2 separate regions of the Homo sapiens genome follow, and region 1 is linked to region 2. A link is an interaction called in ENCODE POLR2A ChIA-PET data of the cell type or tissue named here. Cell type or tissue: HepG2. All regions are shown on one strand. Links, peaks and the distances in the headings refer to the core of each region. The heading gives the core; the rest is flanking DNA.

Region 1 (16,553 bases), core at 4,868-12,867, 80 kb after region 2:
AGTTTGGCATAATATAAAATGCAAATTTATAATATTAAATGCGAATTCACCTTTGCTTCACTGATGAATAATTGATTTCCTAATTGTTCTGTGTTTTAGACAATCATATTTGAGCTATAGTTACATTATCTTATTTATAGGAAGTTTTTCCTTAAATGTTGCAGTGAAGATTGGTAATTGAGAGTCCTGAAAATGGCAGTATTTGGATATGAGTATGCTACAGTATTGACACTTTCTGAAAGTCGGACATCAGTATGCGAGAGCGTACTTCGTGATAGCAGCTCACACTTTCAATTTCACCTCTTCTTTGGTGGACAGGTACAAATTACATTTGTTTACTACCTTTTCAACTCATGTTTCTGCATTTATTCGTTTATTCTTCCTGGCCACTCTGGGAGGGAGGTCTTATGTCTTCTGAATAAAGGACAGTGGCCATAAGGTGAGTAAATGCAGAGTGAGTATTCAGATTTTGAGATAAATTTTCATTCTCAAACCTACTTTGAATCTGAGTAATTTTGCCTTACATCATTTAGAACCAGATTTTTTTAAAGTTCTGATTTTGTATATATAATCAAAGAACTAAAATTTATATTAAAAAATTTTTATTTTATGTTAAATGTTTTCTTTACAATAGATTTATTTTAGAAACCTACTCCTTTAATTTTTTTTCTTTTCTTTTCTTTTTTTTTTTTGAGACAGAATCTCTGTCGCCCAGGCTGGAGTGCAGTGGTGCAATCTCGGCTGATTGCAACCTCCGCCCTCTGAGTTCAAGCTATTCTCCTGCCTCAGCCTCCAAGTAGCTGAGATTACAGGCACCTGCCACCGCACCCGGCTAATTTTTTATGTTTTTAGTAGAGACGGGGTTTCACCATCTTGGCCAGGCTGGTCTTGAACTCCTGACCTCATGATCCACCCTCCTTGGCCTCCCAAAGTGCTGGGATTACAGGCATGAGCCACTGCACCTGGCCTGGAAGCCTACTCCTTTTATTTATTTTTTTACTTTTTTGAGACAGGGTCTCGTTCTGTCTGGCTTTTTTTTTTTTCAGACACAGAAAGCCACATAGAACAAATTTAAAGCTTGGTAAATTATTATGAAATGGACATCCTTGTAACCACAGTCTAGAACAAGAAATAGAAGTTAGTCACTTCAGAAGTCCCTATAGGTACCCATCCCATTTACAGTCTCTTTCCTCCCAAATTGTCTACTCCTAGCTTTTGTAGTAATCACTTCCTATTTCCTTATGGTTTTATCCCCTAAGAGTCCATCGCTAGACACTAGAGTTTAGTCTTCCCTTTTTAAAATAAAGTATTTAAACTGCATCTTTATAATCTAATTGTAAAGGAATGAGAAATTACAGTGTATTAAAAAATCACTAATATGATACTAAAAGCAGTTATTTGGAAACTCAAGGCCCTATATAGCTAAAAACATGGTTTCAAAACATGAAATAATTTTTAGACAATTATGTTAACTTTTCTGGTTTTTTTCCTTTTATACAAATACCACAAAGCAGAAGTGTACTTTAACTTTCTTTCAATACCCATCTTTTTTCCAAGATAATATGTTGTATTTCTTTTTATGTCGGTTATCATTTGTGAAGGGCTTTTTCAGTTTCTAAAACAGATATTCATGATCTGATTTAATCCTCACAGCAGTCTTGTAGGCATATTCTTCTTTCCATTTTATAGATGAGGAAATGATAATGTAACTAGTAGGTGGTGAAACTTTGATCGGACCTTTGATTAAAAAGGATTTCCTCATAAATGTTTTTCAAACTTTAGTTATCTGAGTACTGCCTTCATGATTTTCCCAGTCTCTTAAAACTATTACTATTTTACTTAATAATTTTATTTAAAATGACTTTTAAAAAACTGATAAGATTGGCCAGACACGGTGGCTCACGCCTGCAATCCCAGCACTTTGGGAGGCTGAGGCCTGTGGATCACCTGAGGTCAGGAGTTCAAGACCAGCCTGACCAACACGGAGAAACCCGGTCTCTATTAAAAATACAAAATTAGCTGGGCATAGCGACGAGTGCCTGTAATCCCAGCTGCTTGGGAGGCTGAGGCAGGAGAATTGCTTGAACCCAGGAGGCGGAGATTGCAGGGAGCCAAGATCATGCCATTGCACTCCAGCCTGGGCAACAAGGGCAAAACTCAGTCTCAAAACCAAAAAAACAAACAAACAAACAAACAAAAAAACCAATAGACTTCATTTAGAACAGTTTTACATTTGCAGAAAAATCGAGTAGATCATACAGAGTTTCCACACACACCCCCCATTCCCTTATTATTAATATCTTATATTAGTATGGTACATTATAATTTAAAACCCAATAACACATTGTATTAACTAAAATCCATAGTTTATTAAGATTTACTTAGTTTTTACCTAGTGCCTCTTTTCTCTTCCAGGGTCCCATCCAGTTGTCATATCTCCGTAGGCTCTTGGCTATGACCATTTTTTCAGGTTTTTCTTGTTTTTGATACCTCGACAGTTTTAAGAGCAGTACTGGTATATTGTAGCAGCTTTGGTGTATCAGATATATTGTAGAATGTCCCTCTTTTGGAATTTGTCTGATGTTTTGGGGAGGAAGACCACAGAGGGAAAGTGCCATCCTCATCACATCAAAAGAAGTATATGTGAGCAACATGACATCATTGATGTTGTTGAACTTGATCACTTCACTGAGGTACTGTTTGTTAGGTTTCTCCTTTGTAAAATTACTTTTCCCAACCCCTTTCTGTACTGTACTCTTTGGAAGGAAGTCACTATGCACAGCCCACACTTAAGAAGTGGGTGTGGAGTTATGCTTCACTTCTTGAAGACAGTATATTTACATTTATTTAGAATTCTTCTGTTCCCTTAGATAATTTTTTCAGTCATTTATTTATTTCAGTATGGACTCATGGATATTTTGCACTTTGGGTTAAGATCCAATACTATTTTATTTATTTTGTTATTCAGATTGTTCCAGCTTTGGCCATAGGTTGGCTCCTATGTTCCTTTGACATACTCCCACCTTTTTAAAAATAAAAACTCTTTTGAGAACTTCCTTACTTTCTGGCACTATAGAATAATTTAGTTTTTAGAGATTTATTTTAAGATTAATTTTATACCACTCAGTAGATAGAAAATCAGTTTATGGAAAATACTTGTGTTTACCTTAAAAATTGGTTATGTTTAAATATTAGCAAAATGTTAGAGAGGTATTAGGAACTGAGACTTTCTTCTCAAAGTAATCAGAAGGTCCATGTAATCTTCTGTCTCTTACACACTTCACTGGAGCATCCTGTCTCCTTTGCAACTATAACTCTTTTTAGTATTTGCTTTAACATTGATTGAAATACCTATAATGTGCTTGGTGTACCTACCACAGTAGATAGTGTGGAACATATAAAAGTATGAAATATGGTCTCCCATCATGAAGGGGCATACAGTTGGACTTTGTTAAGTCTGTAAGCATGGCTGAAAAAAAATCACATACTCCTGTGTGTTGTACAAAATGGTAGGGGTGTGAGGCTTATATGAGTTTAGGAAAGGAAGGGTTCTGTGTTGAATAGAATAAAAGGAAGAACTTCTTAGAGGTTAAACCCATCGTAGATCCTGAAGGTAGGTTATTGGGTAGGGGGGCGAGGTCATTTCTGATCAGAGACTGATTGAACATTATCTACAGAACAATGAATGAGGAAATTGGCTTGGGTGGAATCTTGTGTTGCTATAAACTGGAGTAGTCGGAAATTGTCTGAACCTGTGGATTAGTCCCCTCTGTAGTTAACAAGTGTGATATGCCTAAAGTGGTCATTTCTAATTATGAAAGGACTTGGATGTTTTAAACCTGCAGATAAAATGTCGTTAGAGAGGTTGAAAACTTTATCCTTCCCGGAAGGTTTCATACTTTCTTATTGAAACAGTGACATTTAAGTTGGGTAACTTTGTTCCTGTTACTGCATCGTGTGTTGCCAATGTTTTAAGTAGGGTAAAATTTACCCCTTGTCTTGGTGGGTAATGTAAACTTAGCCTGGCAGCAAACGTAGTATTTTCTTCCCAGACACAAAATAACCCACTTTCTTTTTCTTTCTTTCTTTTTTTATTTTTCGAGACAGTTTCACTCTGTCGCCCAGGTTGGAGTGCAGTGGCGCAATTTTGGCTCACTGCAACCTCTGCCTCCTGGGTTCAAACGATTCTCGTGCGTCAGCCCCCCAAGTAGCTAGGACTACAGGTTCATGCCACCACGCCCAGCTAATTATTTATATTTTTAGTAGAGATGGGGTTTTGCCATGTTGACCAGGCTGGTCTTGAGCTCCTGACCTCAGGTGATCTGCCTGCCTCAGCCCTCTAAAGTGTTGGGATTACAGGTGTGAGCTACCGTGCCTGATCCCCACTTTCAAATTGTATGTAAATATATGTAATGGCTTTCTTTAAGCCTTGTGGTACTCAGCTGTTTTGGAGACTTTCTGATCATCTGTTAAGATAAAAATGTTTTTGTTGATGGTTTTTAATTTCCTAATGAAAAATTTCTAATTTGTATTTTACTTTCAAAGTAATGCATGCTATTTGAAATTTGAACTAGTGTATATTTAATATCACCTTTAATGAATTAAATATTATACTTCCATATTTTAATAGCCATTTAAAAGTTTTTACTTAATTCCTTCAGCGTTTTAAAGAAAAGGACAGGAAATACATTAAAAGCAAACTCGGCAGTAGATTTTTTTTTTTAGCAATACATGTTTCATTGCATGAAATAGAATATTTTGTTAATGTTTGAGACCATTTAAAAAACCTTCCCTTCCTCAGCTAGTCCCTGCTAAAATTCTTTCTTAATTTCTTTTAATTTAGATCTCTTTTCTATCCAGTTAACAGATAAAATGGCATGACACCCACAGATACACTTACTGTATGTCCACATTATTCACTGCTACAGTAAGGCAGATAGTCCCCTTCATGCATTTCTATATCTTTATCACATTTTCCAGTGTTTCTCCCAGGGCACCACAGTACCATTTATTGGGTAGGGCATGAGAATATAAAAGTATACCTGTGGATATTTTAAAAGTAACTACTAGAGAAAGAGGAATTGGCAGTATTGTGTAGTGATAAAGCACTTGACTAAGAGTCTGAAAACCTGTATTCCAGTCCTGGCTGTGCCCTGTGTTCTGTAATCTTGGAAGCCAGTTTTTGCATTCTCATTTGGCTTATGTGATCTCTAAGTCACTTTCCAAAATTATATCATTTGTGCCATGGTTCTGCAAACAAATGAGCATATTAGTGTAACATAGTATCAATAATGAAATATTGGAATAACTCTGCTTCAGTTGTAAAAATGTTAGAATCTTACAGCTTTGCCCCCACTTCTTAAAAATGTAAACTTTTAATTGAAGTCTACCTTAACGTACAGAAAAAGTACACTCATGATAACATAAAACACAGATCACAAAACATTACCAGAATCCCAGAAGCTCCTTGGTGATGCCTTCTGGTCACTACTACTCCCCCTCCCACATCTAAGGATGACCACTCTCTTGACTTCTAACACCATAGGTTAGTTTTGGCTGTTTTTGGAATCACACAGTATGGCTTCTTGTGTCTGGCTTCTTTTGCTCAGTATTATGTTTGTACAATTTGTGTAGTTACATTTCCATAGCTATGTGGAGTTTTATGAATATATCATAGTCCATTTACCCAGTCTCCTGTTGGACTAACCATGAAGAAAAAATAAAATAAAATGAACTACATTAGGGTTAAGAAATTCTGGTAGTTTAAAAATACTTAATGATTGAATCTTTCCATTGCATACTTTTATGTACTATTTACATAAGCATTCAGATTGCAGATGTGTGCCTCAACTTTGTTAGCCTGTTGTCTCCCTTTTTCTTTTTCGCAGCAGCGATATGAATCTTTCCTTGCTTCCTTGACTAGAAAACAAGAATAATTTTCTAATGGTTTTAAAAGCATGGAAAAAATAATGGCAATAATTTAATATTTAAAATTTTTAGGTCTAGGAAAGATACAAGAATAGTTTACATTTATATTTTACAACTGGCTAGAAAGTACTTTTGTGTTTTCTTAAAACATATAAAATTAAGGATATTGATGACTTGTTTAGATACATCAATTTAAGTTTCTTTTATGCAGTTATAATTTGTAAGCTGAATGTATAGGATTTTAAAATTAATTCCATCAACAGTTACTGAGTACCTATTATGTGTGTAGTCAGAGAACTTTGTCTTATTGTGTATATCAAATATTATGGTAAACGGTGGGTAACACATATGTTTTGTGATCCCCCAATTTTTCCTAACATGTCAATGAAAACAAAAATGTAGAAGTTTAAAACATTTTACTGTTTTAAATTCAGTCATTTCTCTGTTAACTCTTTCTTAAGACAACAGCTTGGGCGGGAGTCACAGATCACTGACAAGATGTCAGATAGTGGATTCGGTATGAACTTAAATAGAAAAAAATTTATGTCTAGTACATTTACTCATATGAATATCATCCAAAGTATAAAAAATTAATGGTTTTAAAAAATGGACTGTTATTTGATGCTTACCTGAGTTTTTATTATAAGGCGTTTGTATATTTGAATAGGCTAGGCAGTTATTCCCAACTATGTAGCTTTTTCCTTTACTTTGTTTTCCTCACCTACTTATCCTAGAGTTTACAGCGGATTTTTTTTTCCCATTTTTTAATTCATTGAAAATGAATGTATTGCTAAAAATGAAGGATTTGGGCTAAATATTTAGTGATTAATATACCCTTATTGATCTATTCTGGTTAAAAAAACAAACACCTAATACTTAGTGGATTAAAACAACAATTTTGTTGTTATATCCAGCATTATTGTGGGTCAGGAATTTGGGCAGGGCTTGGCTAGGCAATTCTTCTTTTCCACTAAGGATACATGGTGATATGCAGCTGGAGGGTCGTACCTTTTGCATGTCTGGTGCGTTAGCCGGGATGGCTGGAAGGCTAGGCTTAGCTGGGACTGTCAAACCAAGTATGTATCTGTGGCCTCTGGTATGGTGGCTCAGAGTAGTTGGACTTCTTAAAGGGCAGCTCAGTTCTCCTGGAGAAAGTATTCCAGGAAAACAGTCTTAGATTCTGCAAGACTTATTCATATCTAGTCTTGGAAGTTACACAACTTTTGTTGGTAAAAAAGCAAGTCACAAGGCCAGCCTAGATTCAAAGGAGAGAACTACATAAGAGCATGACTACTGGTAGGCGTGTTTCATTGGGGGTTCATCTGTGGAGGCTAGCTATACTACAAGATCTATAACTCTGCATGGTAGATGTAAAACTTTTTTTTGAGACAGGGTCTCTTTGTGTCACCCAGGTTGGAATGCAGTGGCGTGATTATGGCTCACCGCAGCTTCAACCTCTCAGTCTCAAGTGATCCTCACACTGCAGCCCCCTAAGTAGCTGGGACTACCGATGCACACCACCACGCCTGGCTAACTTTTATATTTTTTGTTGAGATGAGGTTTTGCCATATTGCTCAGGCTGGTCTTGAACTCCTGGGATCAAGCCTGCCTCAGCCTCCCAAAGTGCTGGGATTATAGGCATGTGCCACCATGCCCAGCCATAAAACCACTTTTTAACAGAATGGTATTCAAATCTTATAATCCAAGCTGATTTTCATAAAATCCAACTACTTTAATATTTTATGTACCTATAAAAGCTTCCAGGGTACTCTGCAAATTTATTTCATTTTCTCTTGAAGTGTGTTGGCCTCAGACTAGATTTTTTTTCTGTTTTATTATAAAAAATGTTTAAGAAGCAAAAAAAAAAAATTTTGCAGTGAATACCTAATTATCTACCACTAAGATTCTGTAATTAACATTTTGCTATACTTGGGTTACCATATATCTATCTGTTATCAACCTGTTTTCTGGTGAATTTAAAAGTAAGTTGCGGGTACTCAGATACAGAGTTAAATTACTTTTTTCTTCCAATCCAAACCTTAAAGGACGGTTAGAAAATATAAAGAATCTTTATTGCTATACCTTCTCCCTTTGAGAACTTATTTCCTTAGAACTTTTAAATCTGCCTTATCGCATACCCAGCCAAACTTTGGTTTAGTTTTCCACAACTCTTACTCCTGATAGTGTCACTAAGATCTTTGTAAGAAAAGGAGAAACTCATTTATCTTTTTTTTTTCTTTTTTTTTGAAACGGAGTCTAGCTCTGTCACCCAGGGTAGAGTGCAGAGGCACGATCTCAGCTCACTGCAACCTCCACCTTCTGGTTGAAGCAATTCTGCTGTCTCAGCCTCTTAAGTAGCTGAGACTACAGGCACCCAACACCATGCCTAGCTAATTTTTGTATTTTTATTAGAGACACGGTTTCACCATGTTGGTCAGGCTGGTCTCAAACTCCTGACCTCAGGTGATCTGCCTGCCTCGGCGTCCCAAACCAAAGTGCTGGGATTACAAGCATGAGCTACCACACCCGGCCCACTTCTTTTTTTTTTTTTTTTTTTTTTTTTTTTTTGAGATGGTGTCTTGCTCTGTCACCCAGGCTGGAGTGCAGTGGCGCGATCTTGGCTCACTGCAACCTCTGCTGCCCGGGTTCAAGCGATTCTCCTGCCTCAGCCTCCTGAGTAGCTGGGATTACAGGTGTGTGCCACCACACCTGGCTAATTTTTGTGTTTTTAGTAGAGACGGGGTTTCAGCATCTTGGCCAGGCTGGTCTTGAACTCCTGACGTCGTGATCCACCTATCTCGGCTTCCCAAAGTGCTGGGATTACTGGCGTGAGCCACCAGGCCCGGCCCATTTCTTTTTTAATTATAAAAACAATCATCCACAATCCTAGTATGAGTACAGCTACTCTCATTAATATGTTACCTGTTCTTTTTCCATTTCATATCTCTACAGTTGTTGCTAGTGTATGTAATTAAAACATGTTTTGAATGTGTGACATTTTAAAGATTATTATAGCCAAACAATGAGTGCTTGCTATTTCACTGAATGGCTGGACTGCTATTTTTAACCATGCCACAACAATTGAGTTGCTTTCTTTGCAATGGAGGAAAGCTATTGAACCAAATTAAATACTGCTTATTGTCTAAAATTGGTTATATCCAAAGTTTATCCTACCCCTCTGACTCACACCCTTAAGTAAGAGTTGAAAGTGATGAAATGGCAGAGAAACAAAGTAGTTGGAAGGAATAAAGATCTACTTGGTTCCTGGTTGATTTTGAAACTGCAAAAGCAACAGACAAGGAAGTTAGAAAAAAAATATACAGTTTTCAACTGTAATAAAACATTTTTGTTAAGTAAATTTTCATTTTTTTAACCAATATTCTGACAGTCAATATTCTCATAGTTGGACTGAGTAAATTTTTTATTTAAAGTTTACCTGCAGATTTAAGCATATTAGAAACCTTTGGTGTCAAGCTCAAGAGCTATGACATATGTATATTTACTATGAATTTTATTTGTTTTTGTAGTGGAACTTCTTTTTGAACTCTAGACAAACAAATTGTAATCTTAGGGATACAGTCCTCCTGTACTGAACAGGATTATACTTAACCCATCAAGGCAGTTGAGTCTCTAAGTTTTTTTTTCAGAGAAAGCAATTCTTGATTGTCAAGATTCGTTCTTCTCAGAATTAACCTTTACTGTAAAAAAAATTCTTATATAACCCACATTCTTCATGTTATAGATTCAGTACATTTCTTGTTTGGCCCTCTGTGGAAACAGATGGTTACTGTTTTTCATTTAGTAACTTCAGATACTTGAAACCTAATATTTGTCTTTTAGGCTTTGCTGTGTTTGAATTATGTTATTTACATAATGCAGACTTAAACGTAGAGTTTTCTTTGTGGAATACTGTACCCATGAAAAAGATGCTTTCTGAGGATTCTTAAAATATGCTTCTGGACTACATTTGGTCATGTTTGTGTGTCCACATATTCGTTGTCTTAATGAGTAGTTAGGTAATTTGAACTACATTGCTTGATTGCTGAACTGTAGTTTTTAGAGGATATGTCCAAATATCAGATCTGTCAACCAATATTATAACCAAACTCACTAGCAAAAATGGTCTGAATTTGATCTCCTTTTAAATATGTAGATTTACTTCTAAATATGTAGAAGACATGGGGAATTTGATCTGGGTGCTGATCATCTCACTTTTGGAACATCCGTAGGGTACTGGATTGATCCTGTGATTAATTTATGGGTCTCAGTCAGATATGGGGTGATCCTAGAAGTTTGTGTAGTCTGTAATGAAGTGGGCTGTAGAACAGGGGTCCCCAACCCTCCGGGCCACAGACTGGTAGGAACTGGGTCACACAGCAGGAGGTGAGCAGTGGGTGAGTGAGCAAAGCTTCATCTGTATTTGCAGCCGCTCCTCATCACTCTCATTACCACCTACGCTTTGCCTTCTGTCAGATCAGTGGCATTAGATTTTCATAGGAATGCAAACCCTGTTGGGAACTGTGCATGCAAGGGATCTCGGTTGCTCACTCCTTATGAGAATCTAATGCCTGATCTGTCACTGTTTTCCATCACTTCCAGATGGGACCATCTAGTTGCAGGAAAACAAGCTCAGGGCTCCCACTGATTCTACATTATAGTGAGCCATATAATTATTTTATTATATATTACAATGTAATAATAATATAAAGTGCATAATAAGTGTAATGTGTTTGAATGATCCCAGCCCTCCCCCGCTGCCCCTAGTCTGTGGAAACATTGCCTTCCACGAAACCTGTCCCTGGTATCAAAAAGTTGTAGACTGCTGCCCTAGAGTATTCCAGATATTCTGTACTTGAGAATTACTACTTGGATCTCTCATGTATATGGATCTTCCTGAGCCTGTCTGAAGAGAATACAGTAGTGGAGGAAAGGAGAATTAAATTTGCCCTATCATAGTTAGTTCAGTGTCAGCCTTTCCTACTCGGTTCCTATCCATACAGCACAATACAATTCCATACTAAAGTACAAGAGTCCTCCTTTAAGTACTGAAGATGCTTTACTTTGACCACAAGAATATTTGAATTTTGGATTTTAACCAGTAGTATGGTAGTGGCTTCTTTTCAAAATCAGTGAAATTTCTTTTTTTAATTTTAAAGAGAGGGGGTCTTGCTGTGTTGTCCAGCCTAGACGTGAACTCCTGGGCTCAAGCAATCTTCCCATCTCAGCCTCGCAAGCAGCTAGGAATACAAACATGCACTGCAGCACTTGACTTAGTAAAAACTTTTAATGTAAGGTATAATGCAGTTAACTAATGCTTGTTATGCGTTTACTCCAAAATTTAACTGAAACACATTTGCTTGTTTCATCAGTGACATCATTTACACACCAATGACTCTTGGCCATGAAGAACCCACAGTGAACATAGAAAGTTTAGTTGTAGACCTTTAATTGATTAATTGTAGCAGAAACGGCATCAAATAAGGAAGAGCCCCCTTCATAAGGAAATACAGTTGACCCTTGAACAACACCAGTTTGAACTGGGCAGGTCCACTGATATGTGGATTTTTTCAACCAAACGTGGATTGAAAAATACAGTATTCCAGGGATGCCAAACCTGTGTATACAGAGGCCTCAGTTTTTGTATATGTGGATTGTGCAGGGCTGACTATGGGACTTGAGTATGCCCGGACTTGGTATATGTAGGAGTCCTGTAACCACCCTCCTGCATGTCTGAGGGATGACTGTAGATGTCTTTGAAAAGGTCTACCTGAAGTTCTGTAAATCTTAAGCTTGCTTTAGTTTCTACATTTAATTTTTCTTTTAGATTTTCATAGATTAGAAAATGACATTTTGCATTTAACAAAATTTTAAAAAATCAAAAAGTTTATGTATGTGGTTTTGTTTTGGTTTTGGTGCAGGACAATGCATTGAAAACCCCTTTCTGGCTGGGTGCAGTGGCTCACGCCTGTAATCCCAGGATTTTGGGAGGCCGAGGTGGGCAGATTACTTGACATCAGGACTTCAAGACCAGCCTGGCCAACATGGTGAAGCCCCATCTCTACTAAAAATACAAAAAAAAATTATTAGCCGGGCGTAAGGGGCGCATGTCTGTAATCCCAGCTACTTGGGAGGCTGAGGCAGGAGAATCACTTGAACCTGGGAGGTGGGGGTTGCAGTGAGCCAAGATCGTGCTACTGCAGTGCAGCCTGGGCGACAGAAGGAGACTCCATCTAAAAAAAAAAAAAAAAGGAAAACTCTTTTTTGCCAGGAATAGCTGCTTTGAAAATTTCTGTATAGGAAGGGCTTAAGGGGTGGCAGTTTGGGTAGGGGAGTATGTCTTGAAGATTTATTTTGTTGCTGCACATTATTTTCACTCATAGTGTATGTCATAGATCATTGGAAACAGCAAAATTCTCAAAAAATTGTTTTACTTATCTATAATACGTGTATAACACATAATTGAAAAAATACCAGTTATCCATATCAAATTCAGGCATACTTTGTTTTATTGTGCTTCATACTCTTGCACTTTGCAGATACTGTATTTTTTTTTTTTTTTTTTTTTACAAATTGAAGGTTTTTGGCAACCCTGCATTGAGCAAGTGTATTGGCCCCGTTTTTCCAACAGCATGTGTACCCACTTCATCTGTGTCACGTTTTGCTAGTTCTCACAGTATTTCAAACTTTTTCACTATTATTATATCTCTTACGGTGACCTGTGATCCATTACCTTTGATGTTACTGTTGTAATTGTTTTGGAGTGCCATGAGTGACACCCATTTAAGATAGCCTACTTAATAAATGTTGTGTGTTCTGACTGCTCCACACACTGGCTGTTCCTCTGTCTCTCTCCCTCTCCTCAGGCCTCCCTATTCCCTGAGATAACAATATTGAAATGAGGCCAGTTAATAATCCTACAATGGTTCTTAAGTGTTCAAGTGAAAGGAAGAGTGCACGTTTCTCACTTTAAATCAAAAGCTAGAAATGATGAAGCTTAGATGAAGAAGGCATGTCAAAAGCTGAGATAGGCTGAAAGCTAGGCTTCTCATACCAGACAGCCAGTTGTGAATGCAGAGAAAAAGTTTCTGAAGAGTGCTACTCCAGTGAACATATGAATGATAAAGTTAAACAGCCTTATTGCAGATACGGAGAATGTTTGCATGTTCTGAATATAAAGTCAGACCAGACACAACATTCCCTTAAGCCAAAGCCTAATCCAGAGCAAGGCTCTAACTCTCTTCATTTCTATGAAAGCTGAGAGACGTGAGGAAGCTGCAGAAGTTTGAAGCTAGCAGAGATTAGTTCATGAGGTTTAAGGAAAGAAGCCATCTCCATACATAAAAGTGCAAGGTGAAGCAGCAGGTTCTGAAGTGGAAGCTGCAGCAGGTTATCTAGAAGATTTAGCTAAGATCATTGATGAAGGTGGCTGCACTAAACAACAGATTATCAGTGTAGACAACACTGTCTTATATTAGAAAAAGATGTTACCCAGTACTTTCATAGCTAGAGAAGAGAAGCCAATGCCTGGCTTCAAAGGACAAGCTGACTGTTGAGGGGGTATTGTAGCTGATGACTTTAAGTTGAAGCCAGTGCTCATTGACCATTCTGAAAATCCTAGGGCCTTGGGATTATTCTACCCTGCGCATGTGTATGCTCTAGAAATGGAACAACAAAGCTTAGATGACAGCACATTGTTTACAACATGGTTTACTTTTTTTTTTTTTTTTTTTTTTTTGAGACAGGACCTTGCTTTGTCACCCAGGCTAGAGCGCAGTAGTGCTATCATGGCTCACTGCAGCCTCAATGTCCCGGGCCCAAGCAATCCTCCCACCTGAGCCTCCTGAGTAGCTGGGACTGTAAGCACACCCAACCATGCCTGACTAATTTTTGTGGTGTTTTTTTGGGTTTTGTTTTGTTTTGTTTTGTTTTAGATGGAGTTTCACTCTTGTTGCCCAAGCTGGAATGCAGTGGCGTGATCTCGGCTCATCACAGCCTCCGCCTCCTGGGTTCAAGGGATTCTCCTGCCTCAGCCTCCTCGGTAGCTGGGATTATAGGTGCCCACTACCACACCCAGCTAGTTTTTGTATTTTTGGTAGAGACAAGGTTTCGTCGTGTTGGCCAGGCTGGTCTCGAACTCCTGACCTCAGGTGATCCACCCACCTCAGCCTCCCAAAGTGCTGGGATTACAGGCATGAGCCACCACTCCAAGCCTAATAAATTTTTTGTAGAGACAGTGTTTCATCATGTTGCCCAGGGTGGTCTCGAACTCCTGGGCTCAAGCGATTTGCCTGCCTGGTCCCAACGTGCTGGGATTACAGGTGTGAGCCTCTGCACCTGGCCTAAAGTTGTCTTCTTCTCTCCTTAGTCTTCTCTCTCTGTAGCCATGGAGAAGTTGAGTCATGTTAATTAACACACCAGTGATTTCTGATTATGGAGAAGATAATTTCTCAGCCCTATTAATAAAAATTACATTTTCATTTGAGAGGAGATAGTTTTTAAAATTATTTTATATATTTTAAAATCAAATGGCATATTTGCTTATTTTAACAAATTTTTTGCAAGATAACCCCTGTTAACAGTTTAATTTGTGTCTTTCCATATCGGGTTGACAAACTTTAGCACTTTATGGCAAAATTCACTGTTTTGTATCCTGTGAGCCAAAAATGGTTTTTATATTTTTAAATGGTTGGAAAAAATCAAAAGAATATTTCATGACTCATTAAAGTTATATGAATTCTAATTTCAGTGTCCATAAATAAAGCTTTACTGGAACATAGCCATACACATTTGTATAGTTAATATCTGTAGTTGCTTTTGTGCTGCCACAGCAGAGTCCAGTAATTGGGACAAAGACCTTTTGTCCTACAAAGCCTAAAATGTTTACTGTCTGGTCCTTAACAGAAAAAGTTTGCCAACCCCTGTTCTTCATGTACACCTGCTTTCTTGTTTGCTTTTTCAAAAACAGGACATAAACTGTACTGTGTAAACAGTGAATATGCATTATCTTTTGCTTACTGGAAACTAACTTAAAATATATATCCATTGATCATGCATAGCCCTCCACATTGATATATAGAAATATAACGGTTCTTTTGTTTGTTTTGTTTTGTTTTGTTTTGTTTTTGAGATGGAGTCTCGCTTTGTCGCCTAGGCTGGAGTGCAATGGTGCAATCTCGGCTCACTGCAAGCTCCGCCTCCCGGGTTCACGCCATTCTCCTGCCTCAGCCTCCCAAGTAGCTGGGACTGCAGGCATCTGCCACCACACCCGGTTAATTTTTTTGTCTTTTTAGTAGAGATGGGGTGTCACTGTATTAGTCAGGATGGTCTCGATCTCCTGACCTCGTGATCCGCCCTCCACCCCTTCGGCCTCCCAAAGTGCTGGGATTACAGACGTGAGCCACCGTGCCTGGCCAATATAATGTATTTTTAATAGCTGCACAGATTCCATATTTAGATAACATATTTCATTCACTTGATCCCATTTTGATAGGTCTGATAGGTTTATAGTTCCCTCTCTCCCTGCTACATACATTGTTGTGTCAAAGCATGTGTATTTTTCATTTTTGTAGTGATTACGTAAAGATTACTGTTCAGAACTGAGATTTGTAGCAGTTCACAAATGCACCACTACAAATGTCCTAACTTCCTAGCCATTATTTGCTATCATTTTTTTGTTTGCTCATAAGATCAGTAAAAATTATTTTTATTTGCAAGACCCTGTCAAGTAATGAAGCTAAATCATTTGAACCTGTAAAGACATGCTTTGAAGTAGCTGAAGTTTAACGATTATCTCTGTTTTGTTTGTTTTCTGTTTTTTAAGAGCTCTTAAATGTCAGTAGTTAGAAATTACAAATTTTACTGTAGCAGGTCATCTTTCTTCTCCTTGCTTACAAGGAAGTAACCATTTTTTAGTCTTTCCCCATGACAAGAGTACAATGTGAGAAAGTTTGCTCTGCTTAGCCCAGATCTCTAATGTATATTGAAAACATCCCCATGAAAACACATCTAGATACTGTAAGAAACATCTTTGTTTACAAAGACCATTACATTTTCACTAATCTTTGGACAATTTGAATAAATATGCATAATAGTCTCTTAAGAAATGCTGGCTCTAGGCTATATTATGAAAAAGTTGAAGTTGCCCTTATCACTCCAGACTCTTTTTACCCCTTCATTTGTGCCCTCATGTAGGTGATTATTCTGGCCTTTTCACATACTAATAATACCACTACGGGTTCTCCTTCCTTTACCCTTGGGAAAATTTAAATTCTATTTATACCTTCTGAGGGAATTTACCGTTTAAATTATGAAAGTTTTTCTTGCTTATTGAATGAGGGTTTTTTTGTTGTTTTTGTAACAGCTGTTTTGAGATATAATTCACATGCCATATGAATCACCCATTTAAAACATGTACTTCAGTGGTTTTTAATATATTCACAGAGTTGTGCACAATCCATTTTAGAATATTTTTACCACAATAAGAAGAAATCCTGTATCCTTTAGCAGTCACTTCCTGTTTCTCCCAATCCCTATAGTTTTTAGGCAGCTGCTAATCTACTTTATCTTACAGGTTTGCCTGTTCAGGACATTATGTAAATTGAATCATACAGTATGTAGTCTTTTGT
Region 2 (16,553 bases), core at 6,703-14,702:
CAAACACAGACAGCAGCTGTTGAGGATGTAAAGTCTCTGGGCAGAGTGGATAGGGAGCTGGGTGTGGTCACCCAGAAGCCAATTTCCACCCCACCCTACAGACCTAGCGACTGGGGCTAAGAAGAACTTCCCGTGTTGCATTCCAGCCCTTCTGATTGGGCTTAGTGAGACTGCCAAAGACTGGCTGCAAGCTGCCTGATTGCACTGCATACACCTCCCTCAATGGTGTCCCGGCTGGAAAACACTGAGGCTTTTAAGAATACCACGTCCAGATGGCCAGGATGCAGGACTGACCTGCAATTGCCACACTGGGCACCAGGTACAAGTAGATTTCACTGAAGTCCTCGAGGGACTGAGTGAAACTGCTGGGGTATGCGGGTCTTTCCTATGTTGCACAAATCAGTGCTGAGCTGCATAGGTGACAATGATCACTTCCACAATTTCCCAGAACATTTGTCAAGAGCCTGAAAGGGCTGCATCACTGAGCAGGGAATCTTCATTATTCATTTCAACATCACTTTTCTTGGAAACCTTGACTACTCCGCTCTCCAGAAATAATCCATCAAACTTTTCTCTTCGTTGAAGTCATACTGCAAAAACTCCCATAATCAAATTCCCCACATTAGGATCCCTGTTTATTATGTAACAACAGAGTCAAGAGGGAAAAGAGTGCATCAGACATTGACATTTTTTTTCTCTCTCTCTCTCTTTTAAGTTTTTGTCATGAAAATTTTCAAACACACACAAAATGAGAGAAACGTAAAAATGAACCCCCATGTACCCACCATCCAGCTTGGATAATCTCAACATACACCAATCTTGTTTCATCTATTGCCCCTCACCCCCACAACTATTCTTTTTTTTTTTTTTTTTTTTTTTTGCTGGAATTTTAAAAAGCAAATCCCAGACACAGCATCACTTCACTAATACATACTTCAGCATGCATCTCTAACTAATAAGGACTTTCCTTTTTTTTTTTTTTTTTTTGAGATGGAGTTTCATTCTTGTTGCCCAGGCTGGAGTGCAATGGCGCAATCTTGGCTCACTGCAAACTCTGCCGCCGGGGTTAAAGCGATCCTCCTGCCTCTGCCTCCTGAGTAGCTGGGATTACAGGCACCTGCCACCATGCCCGGCTAATTTTCTGTATTTTTAGAAGAGATGGGGTTTCACTATGTTGGCCAGGCTGGTCTCAAACTCCTGACCTCAGGCGATCTGCCCACCTCGGCCTCCCAAAGCGCTGGGATTACAGGCATGAACCACCGAACCCAGCCAGGACTTTCGTTTTTAACATAAGCTCTGTAGACACTAGTATTTATTTATTTGGTATCTATTGGTATCTATTTAGCATTTAGTATTAGTGGGAGCCATTACAGTAAGACTCTTTACACTGTTTATTTCATAAAATCTCAGCTCAGCAAAGAAACACCCTAGAAATTCACAAACTCCCCAGGAGAAAGAAAGAAATGCCCGGGCCCTAACAACCTTGCTATTTGCATTTTACTCATGAGGAAAGGTGCTTAGCCAACTCGAGGTAAGCTGTGGAAAGGCTGCAGTCCAAGAGCCTTCAGAACTTGAAACAAGAGGCATGTCAGAGCCTGACTTTGCTCCATCCCCCCTGAGTAGTCAAGGTATTAAAAGAGCATTACTTCCTCATTTGCAAACCACCTTTTTTTTTCAAAAAAACCACTTTACACCTATCATTTGAAGTTATATTGTCAAGATAGAAACACACTTCTCGGGAAGATAGTACCTTGAAAGTAGAAACCATTCAGCAAAAAAGTTTTTGAAAAATCCAATGTACATTTCCACTAATCAGGCTTGTCTGTGAATGGAGCAGAGGGAAAATGCTGCTTCACACAAAAGCAATCTCAGTATAAACATTTCTGTTTGCTGTGCACTCTAACTTTGTCTTCTCTGTCCTTTATACATGAAAGCTCAGGAGATTTAGGCACAGCAGCTACATTGGGTCGACTTACCGAATAAAGGTGGGGACTACACAAACATGGAATTTGGAGTGAGCCTTTGCCTCAAGGACAGACTGATAAATCCATCCTGAGTCACAAAGATGCCACACAGGCTTTGGGCTGCTACCTTATGGCTGGACATTCTAACCCCAGGCTCCTAGATGCAAAACCCAAGTCAGCCCCCATATATAGTCACAACATGCTGTTGATTTTCCCTTCAAAAACTCTTATGCCTTCTTGCTGTTGCCCTCCTCCAGGTTCTCATCACTTTATGCAAGATTATGCCAGGGACTGGGATGTATTACACCAAGGAGTTGCCAGGAGCTGCAGTGTGGGTGAGGGCTATGCCTAACAAGAGGAACGGATGTTGAGATCTGGGCCAGCACTGCACAGAGCACTCACTAAAACTGAGCTGTTGCATATGCTTTGGTGGATGTTCCCTCTGCCTGGAGCACTCTGTAGATGTCTGTTTGACTTGCCCCTCAGCCTTTTCTGCTTCTTTCAGGTCTCTGCACAAGTATCCCATTCTTAAGGGGGCCATCCCTGGCCACACTATGTCAGACAGCACACCCACTGCTACTCTTGAGCCCTTTATTCTGCCTTATTTGCCTCTATCCTCCTTATCACAACCAGATAAAACAGATTTATTATTTGTTTTGTGTTTTGGTCGCTACCGTATCCCCTGCACCTAGAACAGTGCCAGGCATATGGCAAGGATTCAACACATTTTTGCAGAATAAGTGATCTCCTTAAAAACGAGATCTTGTCCTCTTCTTCTACCACACATGACTGATCTAAGCAGGCGCTAATTATGGAATGCCCCATTTTGGAGGAGGGGCTCCTCAGGAAATCCACAGGGAGATACAAACGGGCTTTCCAGAGCCAGCACTCACCCCAAAAATCTAACTGTTCTAAAAGGAATGTAGATTTCTTAAATCTGCATCATCTGTGACTGCTCCAGAGTTTGTGACTACCAGCTCCTAACCACGCATTCTGTTCCTATGCTTTGTTCCTGACCTTCAGGACCTTTGTGAAGCTTCCCGATGGCCTGATGGTAACAAACTCTCAAGCACATACACTTTAAGAATAATATATCCCTCTCAGAGCTACACCACTGAAAGGTGTTGCTTCAACAACAGAAAGATTTATTACTTTCTTCCCTCACAGAAAAACCGCAGGAATATTTCCTTCTTGACTGCAGCAGTGAGTTCCAAGTTTCATTAAAGAACCGGCCAGATGCTTCCTCCTAGCTTGCGTGGGAAGAAGTTAAGATAAAGAGCATTTGAAACTCTACCTCTGCACACCTGCCCCATACCTTATTCCCTTTTGACAGTTCTTCTTCCTGTTTCCCCAGGGTTGGGGATATAGAGCCATGTGACCTGCCTCCCCAGACAGCTGGGGCCCTGGAACCTCCCTGGCCCCTCACCCTCTGGTATTAATAATAGATGGCTCTTAGTGAGTTGCACATCTGCCATAAAGCAGGCACTACACTTTTCAAATTGTCTCAAATTCTTAACACCCAAACCGGAAAAGAGCTGTAATCTGAGTGTCTGCTGCTTGGACAGCCCTTGTAGTCATAACAGCAGAATCTATCCTTCTGCCTCTGTCACTGAAAAGCACCTTCCTCCAGTATATCTGCACACAGGGAGTAAGTTTCTTATTCCCAAAGCCAGTCCACACAGCAGCCTGTCCCTCTGCTCTTACCTGTCCCTAAACTCCACACTCAGCTGGGACCTCCGCTCACAGCACTGTGGGTCCTGCCCCAGGACTCAGGGCTGCCCTCTTCCCTTGACATGACACTGATGGTGGCCTCAGGGGTGTAGTAGGCAGAATAATGATCCCCAAAAATGTCCACATTCTGGAACCTGTGAATATCTTACCTTACATGGACTTTGCAGGTGTGATTAAGTTAAAGACCTTGAGATGGAGAGATGATCCTGGCTTATCCAGGTAAGCATGATGTAATCACAAGGATCCTCATGAGGGACAGAAGGAGGCAGGAGAGTCAGAATCAGAGAAAATGAGAGGATGGAAGCATAGGTCAGAGTGATGTGAGGCGGGAACCGAGGAACGCAGGCAACCTTCAGAAAAGGGCTAGAAAACTCCTTCTCCCCCAAAGCCTCGGGAATGAACGCAGCCCTGCCAACACCTGGATTTTAGGTCTTCTACCTCCAGATCAGGACAATAATGAATGTGTGGTTTTAAGTCACTAAATTTGTGGTAATTTGTTACACCAGCAGTAGGGAACTGATACAAGAGGTGACACAGGAATGACACATTGTTCTAGGTGCTAGAATAGAGCAGTAAACACAAATGACAAAAATTCAAGCCCTCACAGTGCTTACATTTTAATGGAACCCTCTTTTATGATATTCCCACTCAAAAGGGTTCACAATGTCTACCCCTCTTCCCCAAATAGGCTAATCTGTAATATATGGATAATCCACAGCAATACATTTTTCACAGTCTGAGTTACTCAGATAGGAATCATGCCACATAGTTAGATGATTCCCAAAATAATCCATAGTAGGCTTCATTTCTCCTTTTCTTATTCTTTTCAGGGTTCTTCCGCCAGCTTGAGGTCAACATATTCCTCCTCACTCTTCCTATGGTTTTCTGATCTCCTATGAGTAACTCTTAGATCTCTCTCTCTCTCTCGTTCTGTCTCTCTCTCTCACACACACACATGCACACACCCCAAAGACAATCATTCTCAACCTAATTCTGTATTAGTGAGGAGGTCTTTCTAAAGGCAACATATTCCATCCAACTAAATTAAAATATGACTTTGCTTTTGTTATTCAGAGTGGCTCCAGTCCCCTTTTTTTGGCCCCCCACCACCACTTATAGACTATGCCCTGGGCCTACCTGGCACTGGAAATGCTGCCCATCACTGTGCCTTTTTTTTTTTTTTTTTTTGAGACGGAGTTTCACTCTTGTTGCCCAGGCTGGAGTGCAATGGCACCATCTCGGCTCACCGCAACCTCTGCCTCCCAGGTTCTCCTGCCTCAGCCTCCCGAGTAGCTGGGATTATAGGCATGCACCACCACGCCTGGCTAATTTTGTATTTTTAATAGAGACGGGGTTTCTCCATGTTGGTCAGGCTGGTCTCAAACTCCCGACCTCAGGTGATCTGCCCGCCTCGCCTTCCAAAGTGCTGGGATTACAGGCGTGAGCCACTGGGCCCAGACCATCACTGTGCCTTTCTAAACAGAAGGCCTCCACTTGTGAGCATCACCCTGGCTATCCAGAGAACTGATAGAAGCTGAGTGGATGTGCTTTTTCGATACACTGAGCCACAGCAAATTCCTACCCAGGGCTTCCTCTCTACTAACAGTCCCTGCTAGAAGTGAATGAGAAACTCCCTTTTCCCCATCTATAGCAAGCCCTCTAGTGTCATGGGATTTTTCTTCTTTTAGTTACAGACAGGAATCCCCAAGTATAGGTACCTCCTTTTAATCATTTATAAACGATCCTCTCCTCCTCCTCTCTCATGGTCTTTTCCTAACAAAAAATGAGGACAATTCCAATTAAGCACAGGCACTTCAAGTGAATACTTTCGATTAAAACAAACTTTAACTCGGGCACAGAGGAATTTCAGAAGGAAGAATTGTTGCTGTAGACTCTGATTAAATTTGCCAAAAATAATAACGCTTGTGGTAGAGTAATTATTGTGATATAAAGAATAATACATTTCTTATATGCTGCCTAAGTACTAGGGACATGTGCTGAATATTTTACTTGTATTAGCTCATTTAATCCTCACCAATGAATTTAGGACTATTATTATTCACATTTTACATATGAAAAGATTGAGCTGTGAAGAGCTAAGAAAATTACTCCAAGATGACACTACTATTTAGTGGCAGAGCCAGGACTCAAACACAGGTTTGCCTGACAGCCAGACCCTAACCACCCTGCCATTCTGCTGTAGAATGCTTTTCCAGTTAGAAGCCTATCCAGGGTGGCACCTTCCATCTCTGTTTCCATTTTAAAGTGAAAATGCTGAAGGAGGAATGGAGGAAAAAAAGACAGGTTCATGACCAAAATTTGACCACTGTGAGAATTATGGATAGATAAGTAGAAACCTGAAAAGCCATGAACGACAACAACAAACTTTAAAAATCACATCGAATTGAGCAATGGTAAATGCAGAAATTTGGGATTTATGGTCGAAACTGGTGTAGGGACTGGTGGCAACATTTATTTGCAAAGCGTCAAGGACTGCCACCTCCATTTAGATGCCTTTACTACATGAAAGTCTAAAATACTCTAAAGAGAATCCCGGGAGAGGCTACAAGCCAAGAATCTTTGGCTTACAAAATAGTGGGGGCTGCTTCTTCCCAAGTTACCACGCACAGAAGCAAAACTTGGCAGTATCTGAAACAGAGGATTTTGATCCTGTTCCTACCATTGCTTCCAGAGAAGGAAGCAAAACAAACCACTGAGTTCTATCTACTCCGGCTCCTGAGCACCAAGACCCTGCTTGGAAGAGAATCTCACCTTGCCGTCTGCTCAGGAAAATCAGCCCCTCTAGAGGAAGCACCAAAAGACCTAAGTGCAGGGCTGGAGTTTCCTACCCCTTCTTATTTCCTGTGGAGTTCTGTTTCTTGAGGAAACTTTCCCCAAATAATCTAGCTGCCACTCTGACACCATTTTCATTGAGTAATTCATGGTGATGTCACGCCAACTAGGCACTAGGGGAAGCCCTGCTTTTATGGGTTGGCTCTTCATTTAGGAATTTTTATTTTTCTGACTTCCATCCCTTTTTCACTGGACTCCACTTTTTTTGAGGCAAGATGCCTGAGTGGTGAAGTGTTGCTTGCTTTTGAGAAAAGGAATTCCTTCTGGTTGAGAGGCAAATGGTTGAGTGAAGGCAAGATGCATGTCCTGTAATAGTACATCTTAATTGGAGAGCTGGCAAGAGAGGAAGGAGGTGTGGGCCTGCTGCGGGCTCTGTTATTCCTAATAGGGTTCATTGAGCTAAGCACGGAAGATGGGCTGGGGGCACTAGGACTAACAGCCACCCCCTGAAGACACAATCACGCATGCCTGGGGAGCTGACCACCTCCTTTTGACACCTGGACAGCCACATCTAACCCACATCCCCACGTTCCCGCCTTGCCTCTCAGCTGCTCTGTGCAGCAAGACAGCAAAGGCAAGTTTGGCAAAGCTCGCCTGTAAAAGCCTAATCCAAACAGCATGTCCGCTGAGCTCAGCGGGGTGACTCATGTGCAGTGATGTGTGAGGCCAGCGAGCAGAGATTAGGATCTGGCCCGCCCGCCAGCCTACCTTGCACTTCCTTTGATCAACTCTGATGGTTTTTAATTCTGCAGAAGCAGCTTCCTGCCAGCAGCAAGCAGCTCTCAGTGGCGGCTGGAGCTGCGTCTGTGCTGACCTACTTGTCAGTGGGGAGGGAGGCATGTGCTAATGGCACTGGGACATCCCGGGCTCACAGGCTACACGGAGCGAGAGGGCAGCCTCTTTTGCTGAGGTGCCCATGGTGACATCAGAAGCTTGCTCCTCAGCCAACACCAGCAAGGCCATGCGTGTGAGCAGCCTGGGCTCTGAACGTGCTGCTGGTATTGGTTAGAATCACGGGGTAATCAAGAAAAATGGGACTCTCCCTGGGGGACTCTTTTTGGGAAACTGGGGCATCTCTAAGGACGCCATCTGGCACAAAATGAAGCACTCTCTGGGTTCTTCAGAAGTACTCTTTTACATCTGTTTTGCTTGAAATGGAACACATTCGGAGTATATTACTTTTTTGAACCGCTCCTTCCCTGCTTGGTTGGAATGCGTTTGCCTCTTGATTCTTCCAAATCCCCTCGATTACCACTGCCAAGCAGAGCACCTGAAATCTGGTCTCCTGCTTTCTCATTCCCTCTCTTCCACGTCTCTCCTTTCTCTCTCTTTTCTCAGGAAGGATAGCAGTGATTCTAATCTTGGCTGCATGTTAGCACCACCCTGGGAAGGGGCTGTGGTTAAAAAAAATTCCCCAGTCCCAGGCTCTGCCCCAGATTAATTCAGAGTCCTGAGGGTAGGACCAGGCATTAGTACTGCTTAAAGCTCCTATTGTGGCCAGGCGCGGTGGCTCATGCCTGTAATCCTAGCACTTTGGGAGGCTGTGGCGGGCGGATTGCCTGATCTCAGGAGTTCGTGACCAGCCTGGGCAACACCGTGAAACCCCATCTCTACTAAAATGCAAAAAAATAGCCGGGCATGGCAGCACGCGCCTGTAGTCCCAGCTACTTGGGAGGCTGAGCCAGGAGAATCGCTTGAACCTGGGAGGCAGAAGTTGCAGTGAGCTGAGATTGCGCCATTGCACTCCAGCCTAGGCGACAGAGCGAGACTCCGTCTCCGAAAAAAAAAAAGAAAAGAAACGAAAAGAAAAAAGAAAAGCTCCCATTGTGCAGCCAAAGTTAGAAGTCATTGGGATCTTGGGGTTGTAGGCCATCAGCCAAAAGCCCTAACAATGGTTCTTATCTGTCCTCCCACCACCATTCAGAAGGGTCTAAGAAGTGATGTGTACTTTAACCACTTAAGGCAAAATATTATCTGGATGGGATAACTAGCCTACATATTAAGAAGAATTTCTTATTCCGATTAAAAGTATTTACCGGCTAGGTGCAGTGGCTCATGCCTATAATCCCAGAACTTTGGGAGGCCAAGGCAGGAGGACCGCTTGAGCCTAGGAATTCAAGACCAGCCTGGGCAACATAGTGAGACCCTTGTCTCTACAAAAAATAAAATAAAAAATTAGCCCAAGCATGGTGACGTGTGCCTGTGGTCTCAGCTACTCGGGAGGCTGAGGTGGGAGGATAGGATCGCTTGACTCTGGGAGGCGGAGGTTGCAGTGAGCCGAGATCACACCACTGCACTCCAGCCTGGGCCACAGAGGGACACTCCGTCTCAAAAAAAAAAAAAAAAAAAGTATTTACCATCCAACTGAGACTTAGCACAGACAGTGAATATGCGTGACTGAAATACAAAATAGATGAGTCTTAACAGACAAGTAGGGAATGATTCAGTACACAGAGCATGATCAACTGAATGGAAATTTCTGGAAAGCAGGTTTGTCTGTGGTGATGAAGGGTTGTGGGTAGGGCAATGAATAAAATAAAGACCCCTAGTTATATTTTAATTTCAGCTATAGAAAACTAATGCAATATTTGGGATATATTTATAATAAAAAATTCATTGTCTGAAATTCAAATTTGACGGGATGATCTGTGTTTTGTTTTGTTTTGTTTTGTGTTTTTGCTAAATCTGGAAATCCTAGTTTGGGTGGCAGGCTAGAGAGGAGAACCTCAGGCATTTGAGGGAGTGGTGGGTCTCATCTGTGTGGAACTGTCCCCCAGGGGCTGCAGGGAAAGCATACAGGCATTTGGGGTTGTCCCAAAAATTAGGGGTTGCTAGTGGCATTTGGCAGATGTGGATCAAGATGCTAAATATAGTACATTAGGTATAGTTCCAATGAAGTTTTGTTCTAATGAAGAATTGTCCCATCGTAAACACCAATAGCACCTAGACCAGTGCCACCTGCTGTACCATTTTACTGAGGACTGACTCTATCAGCCTCACATAGTTGATTCCCAGAAAGCAGTGCACCAGCTAGTCAGAGAGCTTCAGAACCTGCCCTCAAGGGAAGAGACAACCAACGTCCCAGGTATTTGCCCCAAAGCCTCCTATGGTCCAAACCAAGGCATATAGCTGGTCCACTGAAATGAACCCCTGAAACGAACTGCAAGCCTTCGAAGCTTACTCTGAGTACCACCTCCTTCAGGAAGCTTTCTTTTGACTGCTCCAATTTTCACTAATCTGTCTGCTCTGAGTACCACCTCCTTCAGGAAGCTTTCTTTTGACTGCTCCAATTTTCACTAATCTGTCTGCTCAATCCCTAAAACTCTTTTTCTTCTAATTTAACATTTGAACATATTCTGCTAATAGTTCCCTGTGTGCTAGCCTGTGAGTTTTTCTCTCCAACTAGCCTGGGTACTCAGGAAAGTGAGATCAACTTCTGGGTGGCCTTGGGTGTAGCTGACCTGTGCAAATAGGGGAGACAGTTGACATACAGATGAAAGGGGAGATGGGAAGCCATACAGAGGAAGGAGAAGATCAGGAACCAGAGATAAGATAATTCTGTAAATGGATACTAAATTGAAGTCTGGGCTTCCTGACAGCTCAATCAAAAAGTGAAACACAATTGGTTACATCACTCTTACTGTCTGAAAAAAGGAAGCAATATCAGCTCATGAGGAAATGTAATCTTTTCCCTCATGCTAAATTGTAAGTGAAATTTATTACATAGATCCTAAAAGACAGGATTCTGAGAAACAGAATGAGCAATGACTCCAATTGAGTTTTCAGAATATACAAAAAGGGTTTGTTTGTTTGTTTGTTTGTTTGTTTTTCTGTGATTACCCTCTAAGAAAGTCAGAACTGGTGGGAAGCAGTGGCTCACACCTGTAATCCCAGCACTTTGGGAGGCCGAGGCAGGCAAATGGCTTGAGCTCAGGAGTCCGAGACCGGCCTGGGCAACATGGTGAAACCCTGTCTCTACTAAAAATACAAAAAAAAAATTAGTCAGGCATCATTGTCATCCCAGCTACTCGGGAGGCTTAGGTAGGAGGATCACTTGTGCCCAGGAGGCAGAGGTGGAGGTTACAGTGAGCCGAGATGGCACCACTGCACTCCAGCCTAGGTGACAGAGCGAGAGACCCTGTCCCAAAAAAAAAAAAAAAAAAGAAGTCAGAACTCCAGTATTGAACCTTGGCTCAGTGCAAAAATTTTTATAAGGAATTAAGCTAATGTATTCTAAATATATTGGTTTCTAGTGATTTTTATTAATAAACGTGTACTCAGGAGTTTTCAACAGCCCAGAGCTGTTATGAAGCCTTCATATGTGGCTCCCTCAGGAGCTTCTGACAGCCTTAAGGAAAGAGTGGGGGTGGAAGCTAAGTTTGTGGTTAGGGGTAGAGGAAAGAATGGGAACAGACACACTCTACTTGTCACCCCACCCTCCTCTCCCCAAGCTAGAATCAGACAGTGGGAATTATGCACCCTGCCAAGAAGGCGCTTCCCAGCCACATCCCCAGTAAAGGAATAGAGGAAAACAGGATGTCACCAAGGGCCCACCCCAGGATAGGATCGTGAGAATGACTTGAGAGACTCCCTGATGGTATGGATCACCTTCTAATGAGGGCTACACTTTGGGTTAGTTTGCCTCTCCTCCAAAGGCAGGGAACAAATAATTAGATGACTCAAAACAGAGTTTCCATTTTTTTGTTTGTTTTATTTGAGGCCCAGGGGCTGTGGGTTGTTGATTAACACACATGTCCCTCTCCGTGCCCACCCATCCCCATCTCAGGTAACACCCCTAGGGCTTGGTGGCTAGCTGTGGCAAAATCATGGTGAGTCTGTAGATTATCAAAAATCTAAGCAGCAGGCCTGGGATGAGAGGTCAAGGCCAAAGGTACAAACCTCTGGCACGGGCTTTTGTCTTTTGTGTTTTCAATGGCAGTAGCTTCAATTTCCTTCCTGCTGGTGTGAAAAGGATGACTGGAGCAGGCAGGGCTGATCCAGGTGCAGGTGGGGAGGATCAAACAGCCTGCCCACTGCTCCCTCTCCTCTCCTCACTGGGGCTGAGGGAGTCTCCTGTGGGAGAGAGGGGGCCATCTTTCCTTCGTCCCCGAGGAGAGGTCAACCTGATTGTGCTGCCCTTGCTTGCCTAGGGCAGTTGCTTCTCGGGTTGGTAGATACTGGGCTTAGTGCTGGAATGTGGATACTGGACTCATTTCTGATTTTCTGGCTCTTCAGCAATGTTGACCCAGGCCCTCCCTATCACATGGGATTAGAGGAAGGAGGTTTAGGTAGAGTCATTTGTGGTTACTCAGCATCTGAACTCCCTTCACATGTTTAGGACATTTACCTTTTTATGAATCTTGGTGTCCTAAGAAAGAGCCCTAAGGACCAGATACTCTCTTATTTTATTTCATCTTATTTTATTTGAGACGGAGTCTTGCTTGGTCACCTAGGCTGGAGTGCAGTGGGGTGATCTCAGCTCACTGCAACCTCCACCTCCCGGGTTCAAGCAATTCTCCTGTCTCAGCCTCCTGAGTAGCTAGGGCTACAGGTGCCCACCATCACATCCGACTGATTTTTATATTTTTAGTAGAGATAAGGTTTCACCATATTGGTCAGGCTGGTCTCGAACTCCTGACCGTAGGTGATCACCCACCTTGGCTTCCCAAAGTGCTGGGATTACAGGCATGAGCCACCACGCCTGGCCCAGATACTCTCCTTTCTAGTCTCTTTTAAAGGTAGGATATGGACACATAACCGAGACTTGGCCAACAGGTGCAGCTGCTCCAGAAGGAATCAGAAATTACTGGCACCAACAAATACGGATCCCTTTTCACAGGAAACTGCAGGGCAGCAAAAATATACAAGCTCCCAGTGCAGTGGTGCTTATGGTGGTATCCAGTGTCTGCAGCTGAAGAGGGTGACAATGTAAGTTGTGGTCCAGCACTGGGCAGTGGCAACAGTGGTATCATCATCTTAGGCCCTGTGCTGTGATTGTACCTATAGCCTTGGCTGTGATCCTGAATTTCTGGTTCCTGTGTTTTTTGAGCCTATTTCTCTAGCCTTCCCAGTTTTTCTATGAGTTGCCCAATAGCATTTCAACAAATTATTTTTCTGTTTAAATCAATCAGAGTTGGTTTCTGTTGCTTGCAACTGAGAACCCTGATTCTGTCTAACTACAACTGGCTTCGGTCAGTCATTTGCAGATGCTTTTTCTCTTTCGCTGCCTGCATTCTTCATGCCTCTGCTCTCCTGGCAATTCCTCAAGTAATCCAGAAAAGGAGGAAAGAGCATGCAGAGAATTTGACCACAGCTGGGAAGTGAGCCAAGAGAACACTGAAGAACTTGACTATTAGATCTCCTACTTTGTTAGGTGGGGTGAATGCAATATTAATGAGACAGAAGGCTGTGAGCTGTCTGTCATTTTATTTTTTTATCTCTAACTTGGTTATACAATGATACAATTATTACCTATGGTACTTAAAGGCCTATGAAGGCATGGACCAAGTCTCCCTTGTTTGCCCCAGTATCTAGGTCATACTAGGTACTCAGTAAGTAGTAGTAGGGGATGATGATGGAAGTTTGAGAAACAGAATTCAGGGAAGAGAAGCTTAATATATCCTTAATGTCTTTAAAAAAAGAATTGTCTCATCTATGTGGGAGCTAAAGATTAAGGTCTGCAAGTCGAGCCAACACTGCGAATATGTGGTGGTGTTGATTGAGGAGCAAGAGCCTGGAGCTTTAGCCATCAGACATTCAAAAGCAGAAATGACATTCTCCCAGACAGACAGAGCCTAACTTGGGTCTAGCCCAGACAGGATGCCGGTCCATTTCTTCTTGGAAGGGGGCCCCAAGAATGCCTGCAAGCTGAATTGAGATGGATCTCCAAAAAGCATTTTGAATCAGTTTCAAATGCATTGGCAGTCTGGGGGAGTCAATGTGAGTCTAGATAACCAAGGGCAGGGTTTCAGCTCTCTTAAGCAGAAAATAACTTCAATGCATCTCTTTTTTTTTCTTTTTTTCTTTTTCTTTTTTTTTTTTTTTTGTTTTTCAGACAGAGTCTCACTCTGTCTCCCAGGCTGGAGTGCAGTGGTGCAATCTCAGCTCACTGCAATCTCCACCTCCCGGGTTCAAGCCATTCTCCTGCCTCAGCCTCCCAAGTAGGTGGGACTGTAGGCACCCACCACCACACCTGGCTAATTGCATCTCTTGTAGTAAGCTTAGTTTTGAGTAACACTCTCACCTGTCTCATCTGGATTTGGGTCCTTGAGGATGCATAGTTCCAAACTGACTCAGGTGCTAATTCTTGTTCATGGGATTAACTAATGAACCCTTACCTCAGGCAGGCCTCTTAATTACGTTGTTTAAGTTCTCATTTCCCAATTTTAAAATCCCTGGTTTCAAAATATAGGGTTTGAATTACTGTGCTCACCAATTTCTTATCTAAAATGTGACAATTCCTATTACTTCCCTTAAGGACAAGAGTATAGGCATGAGCCACCGCACCCGGCCTAGCAGTGGTAAATTTAAAAAAGGGAAAATAGGTCGAGTGCAGTGGCTCATGCCTGTAATCCTACCATTTTGGGAAGCCAACGTGGGCAGATCACTTGAGCCCAGGAGGTCGAGGCTGCCATGAGCCGAGATCACACCACTGCACTCCAGCCTAGGTGACAAAGTGAGATCCTGTCTCAAAAAAAAAAAAAAGATGGGAGGATGCTGACATCCTGTGACTTGTAAATACAATCTGACCTGGCACAATGGCTCACACCTCTAATCCCAGCACTTTGGGAGGCCGAGGCAGGCAGATCACATGAGGTCAGGAGTTCAAGACCAGCCTGCCAACATGGTGGAACCACGTCTCTACTAAAACAGGCATGCTGGTGTGTTTCTGTAGTCCCAGCTACTTGGGAGGCTGAGACATGAGAATCACTTGAACCCAAGAGGCAGAGGTTGCAGTGAGCCGAGACTGTGCCACTGCACTGCAGCCTGGGCAACAGAGCGAGACTCCATCTCAAAAAATAATAATAATAATTAAATTAAATAAACAAATAAATACAATCTATAACCAGTTGCAGAAACTGTAAACTGCTTTTTATGCTCAGCTTTCTTTGTTGCTGGAGCTGGATTGCCAGGGAACCTACTTCTAGCCCAGGCTTATCTTTAGATTCATATTGAACAGGAGAAGATGGTAAAGGGTAGCATGCCTCATACTGCCTGAGGCTGTTGGAGCAGAGAGCTATGAGATAGAACACACAGGCATATATTTTCTTTTAATTTTTTATGTACTTATTTATTTATTTTGAGATGGAGTCTCACTGTGTCACCAGGCTGGAGTGCAGTGGTGGGATCTCAGCTCACTGCAACCTCCACCTCCCCGGTTCAAGCAATTCTCCTGCCTCAGCCTCCCAAGTAATTGGGACTACAGGAGCACGCCACCACGCCCAGCTAATTTTTGTATTTTTAGTAGAGACGGTGTTTTACCATGTTGGCCAGGATGGTCTCAATCTCTTGACCTTGTGATCTGCTCGCCTTGGCCTCCCAAAGTGCTGGGATTACAGGCATGAGCCACCACGCCCAGCCACACAGGCATATATTTTAACTGTGCTGTCCAACTGGGTTTTAACATGTAGAATCTATGGCAAGTTGCTTTTGCTCAGTAAGGGTGCTGTGACTCTTTTTGTCCTGGGATTCAAGTGATAAGCAGATTTGAAGGTCATAAGTGACAGCAGACAGGATGGTCATCTTATTTCCTCTGCTTTCTCCCTGGAGAGGGGCCAGAGGACTCCAAAGAAAAGAGAGATGGGAATGGAAACAAACGAATCCCAGCAGGGGAGCAGGGAGGAGAGACGAAACGGCAGCCGACTTGAGAGCTCAGCTGCCAGCCAAAATCTGATGCTCTGCATTGCTCTGCATAAAGGAGCCCAGGCTTCCCAAATCCAGGCGCCCCAACATGATTGCAAAAGCCACACCCATCAGCCCACAGAAAGCCAACACTGCTGCAGAACCAGTGAGACACCTTGGGAGGCTGCCCGAGTTTCTGGAGATATCTGTGTAAAAGCTGCTTTCCTCCCTGGTGGATGCTTGAACCCCAGCAAGTGGTGGCGGACGGGACCCAGAGCTGCCATACCAAGATGGAAAAAAAAATTTTTAAGGAAAAGTTAATTTCAAGAATTATGTTCTCAGTTTTGTTGTAGGGCTAGTTGCCAATTCCTTTTCCCACTGGCAGCAGGCAGGGCTGACTGAGCCAGCACACAGAGGCTTCTCAATGAGCTTTGATGTCAACAAAGGTAGGCAGGGCAGGCCCCGGTGGAAAATTGTGAAGTCAGCAGAGTTATCTCCGGCACTCCTCCCTTCCCCTTGCTTCCCCTTTCTCCGCCCATTTCCCCCTCTCTCGGCTTCCAGCTTCTCATTTCCCAGGGGACCCTGTAATGTACGAAAACCCGATGTCATAAGATACGAGGGGCCGGCTTGTGGCTCCAGCTATCAAAGTCTGCTTTTTCTTCCCAAGTCTAAAACAAACAAAGGCATGCATTCCATACATTTCCTAAGAAAAGAGAGGGCACACAGAAACGTTGTCCTTCGTGTTCTCTCAGTTAAACCCCAAGAGTTTGGAGCCTCAAGTTTAAAGCTGTCCTCTTGCCTCCTGGGGTTTTAAGAAGATTCAAAAGTGCCTCAAACCAATACAGCTGCTTGGTTTATGGCTCAAATTTAAACCACAAATTATAAAATGATAAATTGCTGCTCAAGTCTCTTCCAGGAAAGACTATATTTTCAGATTAAGTTACAACCTCATGGACGTATGAGTGAGTCTAGCTGCTGACTAACTCTCACACTCATTTTCCCGCTGGAGATTTTTTTTTTTCTTCATGAACATTCACTGTTTCTAAATGCTTTAAACAAAGAAAATGACCGAAGGCAGGAAAAACATCAGGGACTTCTTAACCCATGGAGCTTTGTGCTTTATTATGTAATGGCTATTTTTATTTTATGAGAATCAAAGGAAGT

Evidence for each region. ChIA-PET counts read pairs that join two places held together with the same protein. Peaks named below come from ENCODE experiments on the same cell type or tissue, not always from the same donor. Only the 100,000 strongest peaks of a DNase experiment are listed, where the experiment ranks them.
Region 1: POLR2A ChIA-PET joins it to region 2 with 13 read pairs; 10 of 35 experiments call an interaction of 5 or more read pairs at or near these places.

Annotation. Positions count from the first base shown.
Region 1 is chr2:42,207,765-42,224,317 of GRCh38, forward strand. The region is part of intron 1 of EML4 (EMAP like 4); the gene reads left to right. Among named protein-coding and RNA genes, the nearest start is that of EML4-AS1, 46 kb to the left of the region's middle. In HepG2, for the core only: no CTCF peak of the experiment used is centred there; a DNase peak (open chromatin) is centred at 9,687.
Region 2 is chr2:42,125,949-42,142,501 of GRCh38, forward strand. EML4-AS1 (EML4 antisense RNA 1) reads right to left here. Exons shown (of 4, transcript NR_110584.1): 4 at 16,487-16,553. Among named protein-coding and RNA genes, the nearest start is that of EML4, 35 kb to the right of the region's middle. RefSeq lists enhancers at 1,703-1,912, 6,759-7,732, 7,733-8,704, 14,892-15,689 and a silencer at 15,261-15,555. In HepG2, for the core only: a CTCF peak has its summit at 9,495 (motif pointing left); DNase peaks (open chromatin) are centred at 7,313, 10,053, 11,373, 11,763 and 1 weaker place.